2 separate regions of the Homo sapiens genome follow, and region 2 is linked to region 1. The links are chromatin contacts, found by Hi-C or POLR2A ChIA-PET in ENCODE. All regions are on one chromosome and are shown on one strand. Each heading gives the region's core, a stretch centred on a gene start or an enhancer-like site at or near the end of the contact. The rest is flanking DNA. Distances are from core to core; before and after follow the strand shown. Region 1 holds the start of CMTR1 (cap methyltransferase 1). Region 2 holds the start of TOMM6 (translocase of outer mitochondrial membrane 6).

Evidence for each region. Hi-C counts contacts between places; a loop is a spot of excess contacts on that map. ChIA-PET counts read pairs that join two places held with the same protein, here RNA polymerase II (POLR2A). Pooled maps may share reads with other maps.
Region 2: a loop to region 1 is called in a pooled map, with 14 times the contacts of the local background. The contact joins the promoter of TOMM6 here to the promoter of CMTR1 in region 1. A Hi-C loop is called at or near these places in 1 of 37 single-sample maps with no recorded cell type and 6 of 50 pooled maps. POLR2A ChIA-PET finds 5 or more read pairs at or near these places in 1 of 52 experiments (CD8-positive, alpha-beta memory T cell).

What each region holds. Positions count from the first base shown.
Region 1 is chr6:37,431,542-37,435,192 of GRCh38, forward strand. CMTR1 (cap methyltransferase 1) reads left to right here and starts at 1,680. Exons shown (of 24, transcript NM_015050.3): 1 at 1,680-1,836. LOC107986531 (a long non-coding RNA gene) reads right to left here and starts at 1,682. Exons shown (of 2, transcript NR_171666.1): 1 at 1,510-1,682; 2 at 687-1,394. RefSeq lists enhancers at 1,362-1,863, 1,556-1,835 and a silencer at 1,836-2,025.
Region 2 is chr6:41,785,978-41,789,775 of GRCh38, forward strand. TOMM6 (translocase of outer mitochondrial membrane 6) reads left to right here and starts at 1,717. Exons shown (of 3, transcript NM_001382294.1): 1 at 1,717-1,848; 2 at 3,255-3,359; 3 at 3,591-3,798. The coding sequence starts at 1,721. The coding sequence ends at 3,351. It overlaps PRICKLE4 (prickle planar cell polarity protein 4), which reads left to right. Exons shown (of 8, transcript NM_013397.6): 7 at 151-355; 8 at 785-1,475. The coding sequence ends at 1,152. RefSeq lists a silencer at 265-784 and enhancers at 1,405-2,404, 1,475-2,164.

The DNA of each region.
Region 1 (3,651 bases), core at 430-2,929:
TCTTTCCTGTACAGAGTTTACAGCTGAGTCGGGGAGGCAGATGAGTCCACAGGCCATTATACAACACCGTGGTAAGTGCTTTGATAGTGGAAGGACAGAGTGCTTTAGGAGCTCAGAGGTGGGTCTCCCAACCTAGATTTGTGACATCAGGAAATATTTCGAGATAGGGACACTAAAGTGACTCCTGAGGGATAAATGGACATTAGCCCAGCAAAGAGGAGAAGCATGATCCAGGCAGGGGGCTGAACTCTTAAGAGACATGGCATGTTTTGTTTTGTTGTGTTCTGTTTTTGAGATGGAGTCTGGCTCTGTCGCCCAGGCTGGAGTGCAGTGGTGCAATCTCTGCTCACTGCAACCTCTGCTTCCCAGGTTCAAGCGATTTTCCTGACTTACCCTACTGAGTAGCTGGGACTATAGGTGCGCACCACCACACCCAGCTACTTTTTTTGTATCTTCAGTAGAGACGGGATTTCACCATGTTGGCCAGGCTGGTCTCGAACTCCTGACCTCAGGTGATCCATCCGCCTCAGCCTCCCCACGTGCTGGGATTACAGGTGTGAGCCACCGCGCCCGGCGGAGACACGGCATATTTGATAAACTGAGAAGAGTCAGCATGGGGAGAACTAAGGGATAGCAGTACAAGGCATACCTGAAGAAGGGGTCATGCTGGAGGGTCTCAGAGGCCATTTTAAGGACATTAGCTTTATTCTAAGAGCAATGGGACATCATTGATGGATTTTAATCATTGTTGGGTTGTGACAGGATCAGGTTTAATTAATCAATTTTAAATTCCCTTCTTTTCACAGGTGTTGAAAATTATAAAAATCACTTTGGTTTTGTGAAGAACGCATTAGAGGGATCACAACTGGAGACAGTCACGGGAGTTTGGAGTTACTGGAGAAATTCTGCCGAGAGGGGGTAAGTGCATGAATTGTGGCAATGGGGATGGGGGTGAATGGATGGATTTGAAAGACAATTAGGAGGTAAGCGCAATTAAGTGTATGAGAAACTTTGGGGTATGAAGAAGAGGGAGATTCCTCAGATTTCTAGCTGGACCAACAGGATGGATGGCAGCGCCCTTCACCAGGAAAAAAGTGAGCTGATGGAAGAACATAAGGTGAAATTTGAATTCATGGGGTTTGAGGTGACTGAGTGAGGATGTCCAACAGACGTTTGGCCATATTGGCCTGAAAATCAGAAGAGAGGTTTGAGATGGAGAGCCAACTGTGCCCATATGGTAAGATGCTACAGGCGGCATTCCTTCTGTCCTCCCGTCCTTCGTTCAAAATCTGTTGAGATGTCCCATAGGCTGGATGTTGGGGATACAGCAGGGAACAAGAACACTGCGTTCGCTCAACCAGTTTACCATCTACCTCTCTGAACTTGTTCTTAGTCTGTAAAATGAAGATAATGATAAGATTAAGTAAGATGAGGTCGTGTGAGGGCACCTAGCACTTACAATTTTTGTATTGGTTTCTCTTCCTCAGAGCCAAAGGAGGAGATAGTTACTTTTGCTTTTGCAGCCTTTTCCGGGCGGCTTTTCCGCGCAGGCGCCCCTGGACCTCCCAGGTTGAGAGGTGGAGCGGGCCAAACCTCAGCTGCCTTTCCCGGGGCCGGGACCCGGCCGGGGGAGGACCGAGGCGCGGCGCTGTCCGTGACGTCATCAGGCTGCGCTGCCCGCAGTACTGGACCCGAGCGCGACGGTGCGGCTGGCGGACCCGGGCTGGCTTGTGGGGAAACGAAACTGAGGGAGGAGGCGGCGGCTCTGGCAGCGGCGGCGACAGTGTCGGCCTGACCCCCCCTCCGCTCCCCGGCAGCTCGCTCTCTCCCCTCAGCGTGAGTGCCGACGCGCGGCCCGGGGGGAGCAAGCGGGCGGGCGCGCGGGCTCAGCATCCTTCTCCCCTCCACCGCCGCCTGGGCCCCCCGCCCGCGGTTATGGGTCTCCTCGCCTTCTGGCCCCTTATGTCTTCCCTCCTCCTCCCACCCCCAACGCCGGCTCCCTGGAGCCCGAGCTGCCGCTGACACACGTCTCTGCGCACACATTCACACGCTCATGTTATCTTCAAATGAAGGGACTGGCCGGGAGACATGGGAGCTTATCTCTTCTCTCTGTGATTAGGGGTGGCAGTGCCAAACCGAGGCCCAGGGAGAGAAGACTGCAGAGGGGATTTGAACCCCTTCTGTGCGGAAGCAGCAGGTAGAACCAGGCCGCTTGCCTTCCGCTTAGAAGTTCCCTGCCAGAGCATTCTGCTGGCATGTGTGGGTCACTTGAGCAGGGCACTGGTTAGCTGTGTGGCCTTCACCTCTGTGGCCGCAGTCTTTTCCCGTGGAAGATGATAGGGTTGGATGAGATGATTTGGAAGGCCCAAATCTAAGGTGATGTGGTTTGGGGAGGAGCATCCGCCTCTCCTGCCTTTCACACAGCTGTTCAACAGTCCGCTTTGAGTTTGCTGTACTTCCAGTCTCCCCCCGAGTCACTTAAGAATTAAAAGCTTTTAGCGCTTGCAATGGCTAGAAGCAAGCTCTGTGATGAGCCTTCCTTTATCTCACCCTGGGGGCCTTTTGGGGGTATTTAAGACTACGGCTTAAAGTGAAATGTGGCTTAGCTTGGTCTTGCTTTCTGTTTGCTCAGTGTCTCCGGTTCTTCCCTGGGACAGCCCCTGCCTGTATCTAGTAAGAGGCTGCTTTCTCAGGAAGGTGGCGGTTGTGCATTGGGTTGATTGGCTCTTCCTTGAGTTGGAGAGAACTGAAACATGTGATCCAGGGTTTTACGAGGTTGGGAGCATCAGTGACACTTTTGGGTTTCAATACTTTCTTGCTGTACCTCGCCTTCCCTAAGGATTGTTTCCCAGCTTGTCGCCCACCCTGTATTGAGTCCTCTTTTCTGAGTTCTCTACAGCCAATCAGTTGTGTGTAAGCCACACTGTATTCACTACTTCTCTTGCTTGCTCTTTAACTTGATAATTCGTTAAGATTTCAGGGTTTCATAATCACTTCATTCCATCTTATTTTTTTCTCGTGCTTATCTCTCATGTACCTAACCATGGGGATGGATGATTGATGGTGGCATGGTGCCTGTTTCTTTCTTTTTTGTTTTTTTGAGACGGAGTCTTGCTCTGTCGCCCAGGGTGGAGTGCAGTGGTGTGATCTCGGCTCACTGCAACCTCCGCCTCAGCAATTCAAGCGGTTCTCCTGAGTAGCTGGGACTACAGGCATGTGCCACCACCCGGCTAATTTTTGTGTTTTTTTTACTAGAGATGGGGTTTCACCATGTTGGCCAGGCTGGTCTTGAACTCCTGACCTCAGGTGATCCGCCCACCTCTTTCTCCCAAAGTGCTGGGATTACAGGCGTGAGCCACCGCGCCCAGCTGGTTTCCACTCTTTTTTGTGGAGGTGGATTTCTGTCCTTAAAATTGTTGTTTTCGTAACTGAGTTCTGTGGTATAGCTACCTCCAGTCCCAATAACTTTCCCGCTCTTGTGTTTCCTCGGTCTTAAGTCATTTCACTGCTTCCATTCCCTACTCTGCTTAAAAACTTTCCCAATTCTTTCATGTTTTCAAACATTATGAAGTAAACCAAAACCAGTATTTTTATGATATTATGTAATTTCTTAATTGTTTTGGTAAAATAATGCTGATGAAACAGTCATTC
Region 2 (3,798 bases), core at 467-2,966, 4.4 Mb after region 1:
TCCTCCCTGCGTCCAAAAGTGGCTGAGTGAATTAAATGGGAATGTGTGCAGACGTGCTTTAGCGTTAACTGGGTAAAAGGCGTGGTTACTGGATGAATGAATGAGGGAATGAATGAATGAAACGTTCCCCTCTCCCTCTCCCTCTCCCAGCTGATCTTCTCCTGGCGCTGCACCGAGGCGGAGGGACAGCGCTGGCATGAGAACCACTTCTGTTGCCAGGACTGCGCCGGGCCTCTGGGCGGGGGACGTTATGCCCTGCCTGGGGGAAGCCCCTGCTGCCCCAGCTGCTTCGAGAACCGCTACTCGGATGCAGGCTCGAGCTGGGCCGGGGCACTGGAAGGGCAGGCATTCCTTGGTAAGGGAGAGGATGCAGAGCAAAGCGGGAGGGAGCTTGGGCTGGGCTGTGGGGGTTCTCCCGGGCTGGGACCCTCGCCCCGGTCCCACGCCGTCCCGTCCCTCCAGGAGCGCCCCCACCGCACCCCCCAGACCCAAGCCTCGGGGCCCGCAGCTCTCACCGCGCATCCCTGGCCGGAGCGTTCCAAGGGCCGCCCGAACCCACCCCGCGCCGCGGTCGGGGTTGCGGCGCCAGACTCCCTCCCAGGCGCGGGAGGCGGACGCCCTCTGGTGGAGGCGGGGGACCCTGGCGAGGACTCTCGGCGGCGGCGGCGGCGCGCACGGCCCAGGGGCTGGGCGGGGCGGGAGGCTGGGCCTCACCCCCACTAGCTGCGGTGTAGGTCCAGCTCCGCGGCTCTGAGACCAGCGTTTCCGACCCGGCCCGGAACAGGGGAGACTGGACTCGACCGAACTGAAGGAAGGGACCAAACCTCGGTGAACTCTGCAACCCTCTCCCGAACACTCCTCGCTGCTGCCGGCGGTTCCAGCCTGCAAACTCAGAGGGGGCTGCCTGGATCCAGTCCCCAGCAGGAGAACCGACCTGGGGACAAAGCGGAGGCACCCAAAGGGCAGGAGCAATGCCGCCTGGAGACTATTCGTGATCCCAAGGACACCCCTTTCTCCACCTGCTCCTCCTCCTCTGACTCGGAACCTGAAGGATTTTTCTTAGGCGAGCGCCTTCCCCAGTCCTGGAAGACCCCCGGAAGCCTCCAAGCAGAGGACAGCAACGCCTCTAAGACGCACTGCACCATGTGCTAGTGGCGCAGCTCAGAGAGGGGATGTGAGTGGGAGGAAAGGGGTCTGTAAAGCGGGAGAACAAGGCTAGCCTCCCCCTAACAATCCTAGACTGAGACGCAGTCAGGCGCACGCCCGCAAGAGGCGGCGAGGTGACAAGTTTGGAGTGCGCCCCCTTCAGTACTGCGCGTTCTAAGACTTTTGGCGGAGACTTTCTTGGCAAAACCCATTCCCCAAAGCTACGCTTCCCCTGCTGAGATAGCCCCTACCCCCACCTCCACAGGCTGGGACAGCCCCGTCCCCACCATCCTCCTCCCAAGCCAATTAAATGATCACAGCACGCGTGACAGTTACCGGCTGGAGAGCCGGAGGTGGGACCGGGAGCAGGGGACCGTAGAACCGGGCCGCGCTCCTCCCCTCCTAGAGTTCGTGGAGGCGCAGCAGAGGGCCGTCCCTCTTCCGGATGTCGGACTAAGCGAACAGCGCCCCCACTGCCGGCCGGTAGCAGCCGGAAGTGCCAGACCGGAGGTGCGTCATTCACCGGCGACGCCGATACGGTTCCTCCACCGAGGCCCATGCGAAGCTTTCCACTATGGCTTCCAGCACTGTCCCGGTGAGCGCTGCTGGCTCGGCTAATGAAACTCCCGAAATACCGGACAACGTGGGAGATTGGCTTCGGGGCGTCTACCGCTTTGCCACTGATAGGAATGACTTCCGGAGGTAACCGAGCCCGAGGAACTTGGTCCTTTTCTGGCCCTTAAATCCGTATTTCCCCTTTCTTGCGAGGCTGGCGCCTCAGGGTTTTTTGTTTTTGTTTTTTAACATTACCAGCATTGTGGCGTCTTCGTAGCTCTGGCTGTGCCTCACTGAGATCCCTGGCCAGGAGAGTTCCCGTGTGGCAAAAGCGATCTTTCTGTCATGTGGCTGTATCTGTAATGTCACCCTGATCAAGGGAAGAAGTGCTAGCACGTAAACAGGCTTTTTCGGCCCTGGACTAGTGCTTTAGCTGGGCTTTGCGTTTGATCTTACATTTCTTTTTTGTTTTTTTTTTTTTTTTGAGACGGAGTCTCACTCTGTTGCCCAGGCTGGAGTGCAGTGGCGCGATCTCGGCTCACTGCAAGCTCCGCCTCCCGGGTTCACGCCATTCTCCTGCCTCAGCCTCCCGAGTAGCTGGGACTACGGCCGCCCGCCACCACGCCCTGCTAATTTTTTGTATTTTTAGTAGAGACGGGGTTTCACCGTGTTATCCAGGATGGTCTCGATCTCCTGACCTCGTGATCCGCCCGCCTCGGCCTCCCAAAGTGCTGGGATTACAGGCGTGAGCCACCACGCCCGGCCTTTTTTTTTTTTTTTTTTTTTTTTTTTGAGACGGAGTCTCACTCTGTCGCCCAGGCTGGAGTGCAGAGGCGCAATCTCGGCTCACTGCCCCTTCTGCCTCCCGGGTTCAAGCGATTCTCCTGCCTCAGCCTCCCCAGTAGCTGGGATTACAAGCGCGCGCCACCACGCCCAGCTAATTTTTGTATTTTTAGTAGAGACGGGGTTTCACCATCTTGGGCAGGCTGGTCTCAAACTCCTGACTTCTCGATCCACCCGACTCTGCCTCCCAAAGTGCTGGGATTACAGGCGTGAGCCACCGCGCCCGGCCACATTTATTTCTTTTTGAGACAGCCTCGCTCTGTCGCCCAGGCTGGAGTGTAGTGGCGGACCTCAGCTCACTGCAGCCTCCGCCTCCCGGGTTCAAGCGATTTTCCTGCCTCAGCCTCCCCAGTAGCTGGGATTACAGGCGCGCACCACCACGCCCAGCTAATTTTTGTATTTTTAGTAGAGACGGGGTTTCACCATGTTGGCCAGGCTGGTCTCGAGCTCCTGACTTCGTGATCCGCCTGCCTTGGCCTTCCAAAGTGCTGGGATTACAGGCGTGAACCACCGCGCCCAGCCTGACCTTACACTTACTAGGCACAAAAATGAACTCCAAATTCCCACGTGGGTCTTGAGCAACCTGCCGTCACAACCACGTATCAACGCCTCGGGAAGGTGGTGATGGAAGCCTTTCCCCCCAGTACATTTCGTTAACTGTACAACTGACTCAGTGACCACAGGGTTAATAAAACACATTGTTTTTCCAGGAACTTGATACTAAATTTGGGACTCTTTGCTGCGGGAGTTTGGCTGGCCAGGAACTTGAGTGACATTGACCTCATGGCACCTCAGCCAGGGGTGTAGCCAAGTAGGTAAGCACTGAACTACACCCATGCGTGTCTTAGGAGACCTAGAGACTGGGTGAAGCAATGTTTTCTGTCAAGTATTCATGAAATGTACAAAAGAATGTGATGTAAAACCCTTAACTATTCCTAGTTAAATGTGTTTTCAGATGTTGAAAGGGATTTAAGTATCTCTTACCAGTTTCCCTCCCATACTTTTACAGTTCTAATGCCACCTGTCGTCTTATCATCTGATTGCAGACAAATGGAATCCTGTGCTGAACCCGAATCTTCCAAAAAACAGCCTACAATCTGTGACCACCACAAGATGTGCCCTGATGGCAGCTGAAGTTTGATTCAGATGGGCACTTTTCTTCCCCTTCCCTGCCTAGTTTCCTTTTGTTCCTTGAGTCCACGCAGAATTCCATTCTCTGGTCAGCAGACAGGCTTAAGCTAAAGTATTGCCTCT